2 separate regions of the Homo sapiens genome follow, and region 2 is linked to region 1. The links are chromatin loops, found by intact Hi-C in ENCODE. Cell type or tissue: testis. All regions are shown on one strand. Links, peaks and the distances in the headings refer to the core of each region. The heading gives the core; the rest is flanking DNA. Region 1 overlaps ZRANB2-DT (ZRANB2 divergent transcript). Region 2 overlaps NEGR1 (neuronal growth regulator 1).

Region 1 (8,348 bases), core at 170-8,169:
TATATTCTACTTTACACTGTAAAGGTGTAAGAAACAAAGCAAAAGTTACTATGTAATACTTAATAAACATTTCTACTGGTTATGTATAAATTCATATTTTATATCTAAACCAAAGATGCCACTGTATTTCAAAATGGCTAATGTTGGGAGGTTAGACAGTACTGGACTCAGAATCTAAGAGGAAGGGGAAATAAGCTATTATGCTCTGGATGGGGAGGAGCTCAGGAATAATGCACCTTAGCCACTGGTAACATCCTTGAGCTGCTAATCCACCTCTGCAGTAAATGGTCCTTTTCTGCATAAATAGAAAATGTAGCTCCCACCCCCCTCCTCATCTGGTCTTGGGAAATTATGCAAGTCCTATTCTAACTGATCTTTTTTACACCACTATGGTTTCTTTGGCAGATTTTTCTTGGCTTCTTTGGCCCTATTAGGAATTACACATTTATTTTGTCAAGGTATATTCAATTACTATATAAGTTGCTATAATAGGAAAGTCAGACAGACTTGGGTTCAAATTCTGGCTCAGCCTCTTACATATATGTCTGAGTGAATTAGGGAAGTTATTGAATTAGCTAACTAACTACAAAATTTTATGGCAAGTACACTTAGGATATACCCTCAAACATTTTTAAGTACACATTACAGTATTATTAACTATAAACACAATGTTGTACAGACTTGTAAAATTTAGTCATCTTGCATAACTGAAACTTTATATAGGCACACTCTGCTTCTTGTGCTTCACCAATTCCACTTCACAGATATTGAGCTTTTAAAAATGGAAAATTTGTGCCAACCCTGTGTTGAGCAAGTCTATTGGTGCCATTCGTTTCTCCAACAGCACGTTCTCACTTCATCTCTCTGTGTCCTATTTTGGTAATTCTCACAATATTTCAAATGTTTGCATTACTATTCTATCTGTTATGGGGATTTGTGGTCAGTGATCTTTGATGTTACTATTGTAATTCAATTGGGGCATCATGATTCTCACCCATTTAAGATTGCGGACTTTATTGATAAGTGTTGTGTATGTTCTGACTGCTCCACCAACTGGCCATTCGCCCATCGTTCTCCCTCGCAATGGGCCTCTTTATTCCCTGAGACACTACAATATTGAAATTTGGCCAATTAATAACTCTACAATGATCTCTAAGTGTTCCAGTGAAAGGAAGAGCTGTACTCACTCATTTTAGATGATCAAAAGCTAGAAATGATTAAGCTTAGTGAAGAAGGCATTTTGAAAGCCAAGACAGGCTGAAAGCTAGGCCTTTTGTGCTGGTTAGCCCAGCCATTAATGCAAAGGAAAAGTTCTTGAAGGAGATTAAAAGTGCTACTCCAGTGAACACACAAATGATAAGAAAGCAAAACAGTCTTATTGCTGATATAGAGAAAATTTTAGTGGTTTGGATAGAAGATCAATCCAACCACAACATTCCCTTAAATGAAACCCTAATCCAGAACAAAACTCCAACTCTCTTCAATTCTATAAAGCCTGAGAGAGCTGAAGAAGCTGCAAAAGAAAATTTTAAAACAGGAGAAGTTGTTTCACAAGGTTAAAGAAAAGAAGCCATCTCCATAACATAAAAGTGCAAGGTGAAGCAGCAAGTGCTGATGTAGAAGTTGCAGCAAGTTATCCAGGAGATCTAGCTAAGATAATGGATGAAGGCAGCTACACCAAACAAGGGATTTTTACGGTAGAAAAAACAGCTTTCTATTGGAAGAAGATGCCATCTAGGACTTTCATAGCTACAGAGGAGAAGTCAATGCCTGGCTCCAACGCTCCAAAGAAACTGAACTCTCTTGTTAGGGGTTAATGTAGCTAGTGACTTTAAGTTAAAGCCAGTGCTCACTTATCATTCCAAAAATTCCAGGGCCCCTAAGAATTATGCTAAGTCTATTCTGCCTGTGTCCTAGAAATGGAACCACAAGACCTGGATGACAGAACATCTGCTTACAGCATAGTTTATTGAATATTTTAAGCCCACTGTTGAGATGACTGCTTGGGGAAAAAAAAGATTCCTTTCAAAACATTATTGTTCATTGACAATGCACCTAGTTACCCAAGAGCTCTGATGGAGATATAAAAGGAGATGAATGTTGTTTTTATGTCTGCTAACACAGTATCCATTTGGCAGCCCATGGATCAATGAGTAATTTTGAATTTCAAATCTTATTATTTAAAAAATACACTATAAGGAAGGCCATAGTTGCCCTAGATAGAAATTTTTCAGATGGATCTGGGCAAAGTAAATTGTAACCTTTTGGAAAGGAATTTGGAAGGAGTTGATTCCAACCCTCATAGATAACTTTAAGGGGTTCAAGACTTCACTACAGGAAGTAATTGCGGATGGGGTAGAAATAATCAAAGACACAGAATTAGAATTGGAGCCTACCGGGCACGGTGACTTATGTCTGTAATTCCAGCACTTTGGGAGACCAAGGTGAGCGGATCACCTGAAGTCAGGAGTTTCAGACCAGCCTGGCCAACATGGTGAAACCCTGTCTCTACTAAAAATACAAAAATTAGCCAGGCGTGGTGGTGCGTGCCTGTAATCCCAGCTACTTGGGAAGCTGAGGCAGGATAATCACTTGAGCTCAGGAGGTGGAGGTTGCAGTGAGCCGAGACTGTGCCACTGCACTCCAGCCTGGGCGACAGAGTGAGACTCCGTCTTAAAAAAAAAAAAAAGAAGTGGAGCCTGAAGGTATGACTGAATTGCTACAATCTCATGATAAAGCTTAAATGGATGTAGAGTTGCTTCTTTTGGATGAGTAAAGAAAGTAGTTTCTTTAAATGGAAACTACTTCTGGTGAAGATGCTGTGAACATTGTTGAAATAACAACAAAGAATTTAAAGTATTATATAAACATAGTTGATAATGCAGCAGCAAAGTTTGAGAAAATAGACTTTAATTATGAAAGAAGTTCTACTGCTGGTAAAATACTATCAAACAGCATTGCAGCAAACTTCAATTTGTAAACAACATAGTATCTGTGAAGCACAACAAGGCCAAGTATAATAAAACGAGACATGCCCCTAGCTCAGACATGTTTACTTTAAATGGTCAGATTAACATAATCTCTTCTGGTACTGGTTAAGGTTTCTCTCACCTTTCCTTCTCCAAACCAACATAGCCTCTGAATATAAATAATATCTTCAGTGCCCTAATGATAGAGGAAAGAAGAAACCCAAAATTAGAAAATTGTCTTTTGTTCTTTCTTCTAGAACCTTGGCAGCATCCATAAAAATGTTCCTGGCCCCTTATGATTATTTAAAGCCCTTGGAATCTGTTGCTAAAATTCATGACTGGTAAAACTTGGGCTATTTTTCTCAGAATGCTTGAAAACCTCCATGCCTACTCTAATGACTTGGCCCATCCTGGCTCCCACTCATATTACAGAGTATCTAAAATCTCAGCTACATTCTCCATATGGCCACTGTCCAAAGCAGCCTTCTGGCTCTCTACTCTTAGCTCCCTCTGCGTCATCTCTTCTGATTATTCAAGGACATTTTGCATCTTTTTTAATACCATATGAAGCCAAGGGAGATGCCTGGTGTCCAGCCTGCTCTCTACACCACCATTCCTGTTCTCAGCACCCATACACACACCAGTGCTAATGTGAGTGATTTCATTTAGTATCCTCCCAGAAACCCAAATGGAAAAGTAGAGCACAAGCTCTTTTTATTTCAGCTTTCTGTAAAAATTCTATCTGTTGTGTTTATGTACTCTGCTCCCACTTTTCAAGGATGACCTTGATGGGGCAGGTGTGGCACATGGAGAGAAATCACTAACATATGACCTTGTCCCTATTATATTCCATCTACTGCTCTCTTCCTCTGGAACTGAAAGACCTGTGTTTTCTTCCCATTCCTGTCACAGAGAATTCCTCTACATCATACATCCTTTCCTAGTCCTCTTCCAAAGAAAGACTGAAAGTCTATACTAGAAGAAGCCATTGTCCTGAGGAGGAAGAACACAAAAGGAAGGATTTTTTCATATGATATGCCCATGCCTAAGGAAAACTTTTTCTCTTAGAGGGAATTGAGATGGTTACTTTGATTTTAGTCATTAAATGAAACTTTTATCTACACAGTCCAGGAAAAAAAAAATGATATAACTTAAAAACAGACAGGACACAAGGATTAAGACTAAATTCCTTGAAAATTCAACCCAGCCTGTACCCCCATTCAGAAGGAAATGGCAGAAAAGTATACCTAGTTAATTATTCTAGGAAGATATCCCTGAATAAGATTCCATCTTTGTCAAAAGTTTAAATTAACCATACCCATATTCAGACTTTTCTAATACTCTGAACTGAAATTGTTAGAGGCCCTAGAGTTCAAACCCCTGTACCCTCTCAAATGGCCAGTGGACCAACACAATGATTAATTTTAGATTCTACCCCTCAGTAAGATTGGGGCTTTTAATATTTGACTATCCAGTTATAATTAGACGGAAAATTGAGTGGTCTGATATACAAGTGAAGAACAGACAAGTGAATGACATTAGGTGGGGAAGGTAGGGCTTACAGTTCTGTAAAAAGCTCCCCAGTGGATGAGCCAGAGGAGAAGTGAGAAGTCTTTTCATGACTGTCAATCTTTTTTTGTTTCCTCCTCAAGACATGGCCATACATGGGGGCAACACAGTCAATACTGAGCCAAGAGAAGACTTCCACAGTTTCTATTAAATATGTATGGCTTTTTCACCATCATAAGGTCAAAAAATCCTAAACTGAATCATTTTAATTTGGGGACCATGAATATTCATTATTGTCTCTTGACAATAGTAAGTATTGCTCAGCTTAAGTCTGGTGCAGGAGAGAGGGAGATGTAAATAAGGAAACAGAGTGGCAGAAGAGAGGAAAAAGTATTCATAGGGTCATTCAGGAAGCTTTCAACAGCAACTAGAAGAAAACAACTCAAAATAATAATAAATTATAGACTAAGACTCCAAATATTCCTCTGTTAATTCAGCAGCCTAGTGACTTCTTTAAGGACCAACCAGAGTCCTTTATATCTTTTTAGTATGCAACTCTCAATGCGTACACTTTGTCCTCAAGCCAGTTCCTCTTATGGTTACAAGAGAGCTGTCATGGTTCCAGACACTGGAACCAGGCATGGTGCTGTCCAAGGGCTCTTCCAGCAAGGAAGTAGGGGGAAATATGATTATGAGGTAGAAACCAATAGTCTCAGCTACAGGATTATACATGCTGAGGGCAAGGGGGAGAGCTGTGATTCAAATAGAGTCCTTTTGATAGCTGAAATTATTAGTAATATTGTTCTTGTGGGCTGCCTATAGTGGTAGACCATAGCAAACAGAGTACAAGTTATCTTGAAGAAATTCAAATTATCTTGAAGAAATTCTCAACTTCAGCCTGCTGAATGGTTACTGCTACTGTTACCTACTGCTATACTCAGGCTTCACTTATTTGTCAGTTTTGCCTTTATATTCCTGGTCAATGAAAATAGATACAATGAAGATTGCTGGTCACGTCTCTCAACCTGAGTCCACACACAGTAAGAAATAGCAAGGAACCATCTTCCAGTGCAGTCAGACAGAATGAGGAAAAATCAGCCAAATACAGCTCTACCAAATGTGTGTATCCTGCCTCAGAGCAGGGTTAAGGAAATGGGCTTTTCTTATTGACGGTGGTCCTGTAAAGCGATTTATAAAAATTACTCAGGTTAAGAACTAGGAGGCAGAAAAATATACTTAAATGAATCTCAAGTACATCTCAAACATTCATGCCAGGCAGTAATTTCAACTTCCTCCCTCTTTCATCACATCTCAGCTGCCAAGAAGTATCTCCAACAGCGTTGTGTATACATACCCAGTAAAATTGGATACCATTAAAGAATTCCTGTTTATTAATAGTGGCTTTTGGTTGTGCTCTCGCCCCCACCGTTCATCTTCACTTTAACTTATGAAAAGATCTACCTTGTCTCAGTTTCCAGTATTTCTATTTTAACCAGCTCATCTGATGACTTACTTGTATTCTCCACTAAACTCTAATGTAGCTATCATTAATGTGGATAAGACTTCTTTTTATTATACATTTTTGTTATACATTGCTCACGTATGTATTAGGCTATTATGAAAAAGAATATTCTACATAGATAAGTTATTGTCTTCCCAGTCCAAATCCCCATCTAAACAAATCAATTCCACAACTAGATCACACTGTCTAGACATTCAAGTTTTAAACTACAGAACCACCTTATAGCTATGGATGATTGGTCTAGAGGTAGACACATGACCCAAAGGTAGTCACTATATTATCTGGCCAATGACATGTATGGCCTAACTGGAAAAGATGGAAAAATCAGTCGAACTTTTTCCCCTCTCAGGAACCTGAACAGAGCAATAGAGAGAATTTGCTAGTTGAAACAGAAAGGAGGAAACATCAGAGGCATAGCTAGTCACATTAATGTAAAGGCACTAGAATAAAACTATATGAGCTCTTCCTACTGGCGTCCTTAAAATCACTCAAACAGAGAGTCACCCTGCTGCTCCATTCTCTATGTGGCATGGACCTATAGCTAAGTTTATGCATTCATGCAAAAAGCATTTATTGAAAACTGCTATGTACTACACATCATGGTAAGCTCTGAAGCTACAACGCTGGCCATAACAAATGTGATTACTGTTCTTAGGGAGCTTGCAGTACAGTAGTTAAAACACACCATGAATAGGGGGATATACGGAAACATATGAGAGTATTTAACAGGGACATCTAATGTAGCTTTTCTTAGGGGAGGAGAGACCATCTAGCTCCATCTATCAAAATACTACTCATCCATCAAGTCTGCAATAACAACCCCAGCTGGAAATAGTTGTGCTCTCCTTTGAACCCACTGATGGTACTTCTATTGCAACACTTGGTTCATGTCATCCTAGTTTTTAATGTATTGTTTCTGGGTCTCATCTCTCGCTAATCTCTAAACTCTCTGAGGAAAGCAACATTGTTTCATTTATCTCTGCATTCCTTCTGTGCGGAGAACAGTACTTTACACATAGCAAGTTCACAGAAATAGAGTTCAGAAATCACTCCAGTGTAATGGTCTCTTAAGAAGTCATAGAGCTAGAAAGATTTTCTAGTGATAATAGTTTTTTTCATTTTTACAGATGGTAGAGAATCTAACTGTCTTTATGAGGGAGTCATTTTCAAATCCAAAGGCATTAAAGTTTCACGCAAATGGTCTCTTTGAGTCCTAAGAGATAAACAGGAATGCTTGGTTTAAATGCGGTTAATTAAAACAGTAGGGAAGGGTTAGTTGCGTTTTTAAATATGGGAAATATTGAAGGAAAAGAAGATACACAAAATAAATCCCTCTGAAGGAGACATGTACGGATTAGGATTCTTTGGGTTGCAAGTGGCAGAAACCAGCTCAAATTAATTTGGAAATTTAGTGTAAGACAACTTGAGAATTTTATGTAAAGTTAGGACAAGGAACTCAGTTGTGACTCAAGGAAAACTAGACAAAAACTCAAATCTCAAATGTCATCAAGGTTTGCTCCCCACTCTTCTTCGCATACCAGTATCATTCTTTTCTCTTGCAGTTTCCTCTTTTCCTTGGACCTCACCACAACTTGATTATATTTGCAAAGGCCCTATTTCCAAATAATATCACATTCCCTGGAACCAGAGGTTAGGACTTAAAACATATTTTTTTGAGGAACACAATCGAATCCACCATATGCATCTTTAAAGGTACTGGCTCAACTCTAGTTTGATGTCCAAATTGCTTAGGGAGGAACTCATTGGTTATAGTGTAAATGCTCACCCATTATTCAATAAAATTTAAAGGAGATACATTCACACTTTTCTAACATAGTAACTCTTGCTACAACCATGTGAACAGTCAGTGGGAAAATTCCTAGAAATGGAGAAACAGGCAGAAAAGCTATAGATGTCCACTAGAAGGAAGAGAAAGAAATGGGAATTTTAGCATAAATTTGTGAGTTAGCACAAGTCCTATGAAAATAGAGACCCAATGTCTCAGCCAAAGAGTCTGTCTCATAATGTTTGCTGAACTAATACTCTAATTCTCATGAAAGTCTCACCAACCTAATCAGCTTCCTAGTTATTTTTTTAAATCTCTGATATTCTCGACCAAAAATTTTAAAGTGCTAAATTTCTGGCTAATTAAAGCCTACCTCTCAGTCAAAGGAGAGAAGGCTCTTTGCATGAGCGTCTACTATATGCCTGGTATTGACATATATTTATTTATTCAACAAATATTTGTTGAGTGCCTCATATGTGCCATTTACTGTGTTAGGCAATGAGTATATGCATCAGCAAAACAGACTGTTATCCTGGCCACTGGGTAGATTACATTCTAGTAA
Region 2 (8,348 bases), core at 110-8,109, 330 kb before region 1:
GCAGTGAGGCTGAGAAAGTAGACAGGCTGGATCACTGAAGGGTCTTGTGTTCCTTGCTGTAAGCTTGATCTACTTACCCGTAGGCATAGGCTGATTATTAGGCTTCCTATGTAACTCTGAGAGTCAGGATCAAGGTCTAATTAACGTGAATAAGACGGGCATCAGAAAAGGTTATTATATAATGCCAGGAAAGAAATGATGAAAACCTCATATGTGATAGTGATAGTAGGAAGGAGAGAATGGAACTAATTCAAGAATTATTGCAACGGCAAACATATCAGGGCTTACTTGTTGATTTGATTCTGAGGACAGGGAGAGAGTGAAACAAGGATGACTCCCACCTCTCTCTGTGGGTGGTGGGGTACCAACCGAGATGGGGAAAATACCATAAATGTCATGCCAAATGTCTTGGACTTTATCCTGTTGTTTGGAACAAAAGATTCAGTGTTTTATTTTACTTTACACAGGAGAATACTATTACTGTGTATACTGTGCAGACATAATACTGTAAAAGTAATAAGAAAGGTAAGAATGAGAGTGAGGAGGCATCAAGCAAAGTCTATTATTACAAAGCTTATTTTAAGGTTTGTAGGGTTTTTTCCTAATTTAAAATAATCAAGCTTCCATTATTCTCTGATTGTTAGAGTGTAAAAAATTTAAGACAGCTCAGAATATATTTCAAATTCCAATTAATATGCCTGAATATAATGAATTCAGATATTAATTATAATTATCCATAATTAGTTGATTAATTTCCAGATAAAAGTATAGCAGAAAACCTACGATGCAATTTAGAATATGATGCTCATTATTTAAAAAGATAAAAAAGTAGGTGCTTTCTAATCTCTGTTTCTCACTATTCAATTCTTTCTTCCTTAACATATCTTCAGCTCTGTCTCAAAATATTATTTTAGGCTATTTGGCTTATGATTTACTCTCGGCTCAAAGTAACATGCCACTAAAGATATAGATCAATGCTTCAAAGTCAGGCACCACGTGTACTAATCACAAGTATTTAATATGTTAAATCAAATGATTGTTATATAGCATAAGTATTAAAATGACTGATGATTACTATTACTCTGTTTTATATACATAAAACAGACTTATAAATGTAAGTCCTTATTAAGTATATAGCAAGTATCTTGTACTGTCTAATTATAGAGTGACATCACAATTACCAAAACACTTAATACCTTACATTATATTTGGAGGTATGTGTCTGCTACAACTCTAGATTGCAAGATTCTTTAGAACAGGAAACAAGTTTTTTGTTCCTTGTTAAAAAATCATTCTCTGTACAGTGTCTGAAAGAGTGAGTGAAGCATGGTAAGAACTGAACTCACTGCATAAATGCATAAATGAATGAGTGAGTTAATGTGAGGAGGATTTCAGCTGGATGGGAAATTAGAAGAATTGAAATACCTATCTTTATAATTTAGATTTTAAGTCAAATAAGCATTGATTATTGCAAGTCCAGCATAGAGGCCAGATTTATAATGGGAGAGCATTTCAAAAATATATCTGCAAAAAGGAAGGGAAACAAAGGCTGGTGGAAAATAGAATTTCCCCCCAAAATTCCTAAGAGGAAGGGAAAAATTTTTTCCTCACCTAATTATTTCTGGTTTACCAGTGGAAAGAAAGAAAATAGAAGTTAACAAAAGACAGCCCTACAGGCTGAACACTGATTAGATGAATGTGATTGTGCCTTGCACTTAGGAAACACATAAGATTTGTTGAATGAAAGAATGGATGGGTGAATGAATGATTTCCTAGGTGTATTAATTTCCTTTTGTTGCTGTAATAAATTATCACAAATATGGTGGCTTAAAACAACATAAATGTATTATCTTATAGTTTTGGAGGTCAGAAGTCCAAAATGGGTCTCCCTGACTAAAATCAAGATGTCAGCAGGGCTGTGTGCTTTTCTGGAGCTGTAGGAGAAAATCTATTTTCCGCATTTTCCAACTTCTAGAAGCTGTCCATGTTCTTTTGCTCATGTGCCTCTTCCATCTTCAAAGCCAGAAATGGCCACTCAAATTTTTCTCATGTCACATCACGGTGACACTGACTCTTCAGTCTCCCTCTTTTGCATTTAAGAATACATGTGTTTACACTGGATTTACTTGGATAATCCAGGATAATCTACCTATTTTAAAGTCAGCTAATCATAATCCAATCTGCTACCTTAATTCCCCTTAGCTACATAATGTAATAAATTCCCAGGTTTCGGGAATTAGAATGTAGACATCTTTGGATGGTCATCACTCCGTAAACCATACCAGGTGAACAAATACTTCCTTTTTTCTACATCTAATATTTTCCTTCAGAACCTACCAAGCCTCCTTGAATTTTTCCAATATTCAGGTAATGAATTTTGTTAGAGTACAAGCTATTTGAATATTGACTTTTATAGTAAATGTTTATAAGCAACTATTTTACTATTAAAAAGGTAATGATTTTCATTGAAAAGATTATATTTATCAAGCCATATTACCAATAATTTTACAATATTTTATCAAATTGGTTGATATCACACACACACACACACACACACACACACACACACACACACTCCTATTTAAAAAGAAGACTCCAAGATCTTAATGTAAAATATAAATCCCAACTGGCCCACTGATAGTTAGAGAAGGCATCTATAACAGGAAAGAATCATAAATGCAAGTAAATCTTGAAACAATTAGAGTTAATGACTTTCGGTCTAATAAATGATTAGTCTTTCAATAATGCATGTAGGAAATAGTTTCTTTCCTGGACATAGGATTCTGTAAAAGCCAACAAGCAAATGCTTGCTTGTGGTTATTCTAAGTAGGCATGCATATATTTTAAGTTGGCCTTAATTTTGAAATAGCAAAAGCAAACAGAAAATGAAAAAAAATTGTTTAAATGAAGATTTTGCATTTAGAAGAATAAGGTAAAATTACTTAGAATATGAGCCCTCTAATTTTTGCTTTTCTGTCAGTCCTCCTAGCCCAGAGCTTCTCGCTATACTGAGGATCACAAATAATGCCTGTAGTCCAAAATTAGCAAATTTCATCCAGTTGTTATTAGCAGATCAGTGTTAAACTGATGCATGCTTGCAAATATGCACCTTCCTAGAGTTATTTGTATTTTAAAAGAAGCTTCCTATTTAACCCTAATTTATTTCTAATGATGGAAATTAGAAACAGGCTCATTGTGGGAATATTAGTAGGCAGGAGAGCCTTCCTGTTGCCATATAAATCGCTAAATCCAGAAATCCAGATGCTTGGACTCTGCCTGGTCATCTAGCCAGCATCAGTAGCCGACTTTGCATCTTTATCCCATTGTTTACCTTAAATAAACTAGGTAGATATTTTGCAAGTGCAAATAGACAAGGCTGTTTTGTGCTTTGTTTGAAGGTGGTAATATTCATACTCATATTTCAAAGTGAGTTATAGTTTAAAAAGTATTTTCAACAAACATCTACTTCTCAAAAATAATCTTACAATATATGAACAGGTAAGGAATTTGAAGTTCAGAGAGTCTGAACAACTTACCCAACAACCCAGAAATTCAGTAAATATTTCATGTGTTAAGGATCTTTCTGCATTATGTTAGGATCTTCCTGCATATGTAAATGAAATTACATCCTCACAACAACCCAACATCCTCACAACAACCCAACAACCCAAACTTACCTGCTCATTGGCTCCTCCCATCCTCACAACAACCCAACAACCCAAACTTACCTGCTCATTGGCTCCAAGAAGATTATCAGGGAGGCCCTGTTTGGGCACTTTTATTTAATAAAATGCTAACCAGTTTTCTTCCTGAGGTGAACCAACCATCTTTTGTTCATTTAAACAAACAACAAAACATGACATCTTTCATATCACACTTTGAGTCTTAAAGATTTTTGTGGTTTTCAAAAGACCATTGGCTGGCTCGTGGGCATAAGGCCAAGAGGACTTTATGCCTCTGATCATGCAGCCAGGCAATCAAAATCTTTCCAATTCATGAAATACTCATCACATTTACTTATTGTTTTTTATTGTATCTGGCTCAACAGGGCATTACAGTTATTAGGCAAGCACACATAGGAGCGTGTGAGTCTGTACCTTTACTGTTAGGCTTGGTTTTTAAAAAGTATTGTGCGTGTGTGTGTGTGTGTGTGTGTGTGTAAGGGGGGGGTAGAGGGGAGGAAAATAGCAGCATTTTATCTACCCATTTTACAATTCATGAGGGCAAGCTGACTAGGCCCACACCATGAGTAAGTAATTTCTGATTACTTATTTACTTAAAATTTACTTAATTAGAAATAATTTCTGCTACCAAGCAGAAATGATGACATTTCACCAATCTTTGTATTTCATTCATAGCACTTTTTTTGTCCCTTTTCTGGCCTTACCTCTTTCGCTACCACTCTCCTCCACTTAAACCACCAAACTTCCTTGATATCAGGATTACTCTGATTTTAAAATGAGATTATACTCAGACACAAAGGTAGTCATCATACCTGGTTGAGTAGACAGTGAGGACAAATTGGAACTGTCCACTTTCCAAGCCAGTGTCTTCTCTCTTGAAATTTCTTAAATTCAAGGATTTATATAACATTTTTGCATTAATGCATTCACTAATTCAACATCCCTTGCCTAGTATATATTATGTGCTACATACTGGGCTTCGAATAAAAATAAATCTTAGAATATAACCCTAAAATACAATGGTGGAGTCAGGAATGTATTATATCCTTTTTAATCCCATCATACACTAGAAATTCTATTTATCATATTTATTTAGAACCAAGGACATGTGTGTGCACCCATAAGAGCAAAGCACTTTGATAAATACCTTATGTTTTTATTTTTGCCTTTGTGGCTTTCAAAGGCTTTCAGTTCATTACTCATTTTATTTTCTGAATTTGACAGAGCAGAAAAAATTATGAATAGACATTTATGTTATGTATTTAAAGATGACTTGAAATATTAATATGTACAAATCTCATCCCCCATGTTAACTATGCTTTTCACAGCCAGCAGAATGCAGTCACTAGGTGGCACCTCTGGGCTATATTCTCTGCTGAAGACTCTCAAGTGTTGTTTCCATAGACTGATTTGTGTTTGAATTTTGTAGTATCTTCTCCCCTCTTATAAAAATATTTCATCAGACTATTATTTGTACTAATCCCTTGAACAAGAGTTGCTCCTATACACTTAATGGTAACATATTGAAACTGTTCATACCTACTGACAATTGAAAAATGAAAAATGTAGTCCTGTTTCCTGGTTGTTGAAACATACTGTGCCACACAATCTGTTTGTATTTAAATTTTCATTTGTTTGGGACTGAGTGAGATAGGATGATGTACTCAAGAAATATAGTAGAGTGTGATTAGGAAACTCTTACTTATTCAAAAGGTTTGAAGTCTAGTCAATTATGTTTAGGGCTTCAGGCATGTCTCAACTCATTCAGAAACATTGATGAAAAAGATGTGGCCCCTGTACTCAACAAATCTCATTCCACTGGTAACATAGTCTCTCTATAGTGGAGGGATTGGGCCAGATAATCTTAAACTTTGCTTTCATCTCTTAAATTCTATGAGTTTCCTATAAACGGGGTATGAAAGGTCTATGGGTCTAAATCAGCTGTGAAATTGCTCTGGTATCCTTATAAGCTTAGTTAAATTGACCGTTTTCCATTCAGCTGGGTATGTAGTGCTTTTGTACTTGAAATATCTACATTGAATCTAGGACTTTAGAATGAGAAAAACATAAATCTCTGACCCCAAGTAAGAGTCTCTGGGAAATAAGCTCAACTAAGAGAAAAGAACTCTACAAATTCCCAAATTAACGGGCTGCTAATTAAGATTCCCTAGAGTGACAAGTCACAGCTAACTTGTCCCTTTCTCCAGCAACTTGCAAAAATCATGGATCTCATGCAAACACAGAAATTTTCAGTGGGTTAATCTAATCACAGATTAATGAACCTTCAGTTCCTGCTGGATTGGGGTGGAGTGACAGAAGGCATTTGGTGGCAAGTAAAAGCAGGGTAACTTGTAATTTCTTAAGTCATATGTGAAATCACCTTCCCATTTTCTCCATCTGCTCTCCTGTATTGTCTTTCCCTGCCCCAGCCATGCCTATGACACTAAATAGGAGCTATAGTTAGTTGATTTTACATGCTTTTACACAAGACAGGCTTCACAGTAGGGTAGTGCACAGGAGCTGAAATGAGGTACTACTTATTTGGGACATCAATCTTCCCTTTAAGTGTAAAGAGCAAAGACTTAAACACAATTCTGAATAACCAAAAAAGGGTTCTAGGCTTTTGACCTGAGTTAATTTGTAACTAATTCATTAATTATTGTAATTAAAGAATGTATATATTAGTCCATAACCTGCCAGTGGGAATCATTGAGACAAAACCATGTATTGACTCCCTCACTTAAGCCTGTCCAAGGGAGATTTCTCTGGCACACAAAATGCAACTGAGTTTGCTTCGAAAAGAGCAATGGATTCTTGAGACTACATCTGATTCCACGCTTACGGAGCAACGTTATGACATTGGAGGTAGGTCAGCCTGTCTCCACAGCATGTCAGCATTGCAGTGGAATCCAAATAAAAGGCATTACTATTTACTAGGCAATTAGTCTGTGGCAGACACTGTGTTAAATAATTTTAAATCCATTATCTCAGTTAACCATCATGACAACCCCACCACTGGTCATTTTCATCCCAATTTACAGAAGAATCTGAAGCTGAGAGAGCTAATAAGTATGGTCAGAGTTCGTCTGACTCCAACTCCTACAAACTTAAAAATTAAGCCAGTTTCTCATCCCACCTTCTCACCCATATTTTTAGGGACCCACAAATTCTGTGAAAAAAGTTGAAATTTTGTCTTTTTTGTGTATTAGATAATCCTCAAATAATCATTTTACTAGATATTTTTTAAAAGACCTTTCCTTAGCTGTGAATAATGAGAAAGTTTTAAAAACCCCAGGTACACACACCTAGTCTCAGGTCTATAATTTTTTCATATTTTCTCTTAAAATGTATTCCTACACATCTCAGTTTGGAAGTACCATATCAAAATGGGCTGCCTAAGACTTCAGTGTGCATTTGACTTTGTGATTCACTTGCTGTGTGATCTTTTTTTGTTTTTTTTTAATTTTTTTTTTTTTTTATTATACTCTAAGTGTTAGGGTACATGTGCACATTGTGCAGGTTAGTTACATATGTATACATGTGCCATGCTGGTGCGCTGCACCCACTAACGTGTCATCTAGCATTAGGTATATCTCCCAATGCTATCCCTCCCCCCTCCCCCAACCCCACCACAGTCCCCAGAGTGTGATATTCCCCTTCCTGTGTCCATGTGATCTCATTGTTCAATTCCCACCTATGAGTGAGAATATGCGGTGTTTGGTTTTTTGTTCTTGCGATAGTTTACTGAGAATGATGGTTTCCAATTTCATCCATGTCCCTACAAAGGACATGAACTCATCATTTTTTATGGCTGCATAGTATTCCATGGTGTATATGTGCCACATTTTCTTAATCCAGTCTATCATTGTTGGACATTTGGGTTGGTTCCAAGTCTTTGCTATTGTGAATAGTGCCGCAATAAACATACGTGTGCATGTGTCTTTATAGCAGCATGATTTATAGTCCTTTGGGTATATACCCAGTAATGGGATGGCTGGGTCAAATGGTATTTCTAGTTCTAGATCCCTGAGGAATCGCCACACTGACTTCCACAATGGTTGAACTAGTTTACAGTCCCACCAACAGTGTAAAAGTGTTCCTATTTCTCCACATCCTCTCCAGCACCTGTTGTTTCCTGACTTTTTAATGATTGCCATTCTAACTGGTGTGAGATGATATCTCATAGTGGTTTTGATTTGCATTTCTCTGACGGCCAGTGATGATGAGCATTTCTTCATGTGTTTTTTGGCTGCATAAATGTCTTCTTTTGAGAAGTGTCTGTTCATGTCCTTCGCCCACTTTTTGATGGGGTTGTTTGTTTTTTTCTTGTAAATTTGTTTGAGTTCATTGTAGATTCTGGATATTAGCCCTTTGTCAGATGAGTAGGTTGCGAAAATTTTCTCCCATGTTGTAGGTTGCCTGTTCACTCTGATGGTAGTTTCTTTTGCTGTGCAGAAGCTCTTTAGTTTAATTAGATCCCATTTGTCAATTTTGGCTTTTGTTGCCATTGCTTTTGGTGTTTTGGACATGAAGTCCTTGCCCACGCCTATGTCCTGAATGGTAATGCCTAGGTTTTCTTCTAGGGTTTTTATGGTTTTAGGTCTAACATTTAAATCTTTAATCCATCTTGAATTGATTTTTGTATAAGGTGTAAGGAAGGGATCC

The links. Peaks named below come from ENCODE experiments on the same cell type or tissue, not always from the same donor. Only the 100,000 strongest peaks of a DNase experiment are listed, where the experiment ranks them.
Region 2: a loop joins it to region 1, with 5 times the contacts of the local background. A loop is called at or near these places in 53 of 110 quality-filtered maps.

What each region holds. Positions count from the first base shown.
Region 1 is chr1:71,188,492-71,196,839 of GRCh38, reverse strand. All of the region lies in intron 2 of ZRANB2-DT (ZRANB2 divergent transcript), which reads right to left. Among named protein-coding and RNA genes, the nearest start is that of ZRANB2-DT, 110 kb to the right of the region's middle. In testis, for the core only: no CTCF peak of the experiment used is centred there; a DNase peak (open chromatin) is centred at 3,439; H3K27ac peaks cover 5,509 bases.
Region 2 is chr1:71,518,543-71,526,890 of GRCh38, reverse strand. The region is part of intron 6 of NEGR1 (neuronal growth regulator 1); the gene reads left to right. Among named protein-coding and RNA genes, the nearest start is that of NEGR1-IT1, 310 kb to the left of the region's middle. In testis, for the core only: a CTCF peak has its summit at 5,024 (motif pointing right); a DNase peak (open chromatin) is centred at 5,020.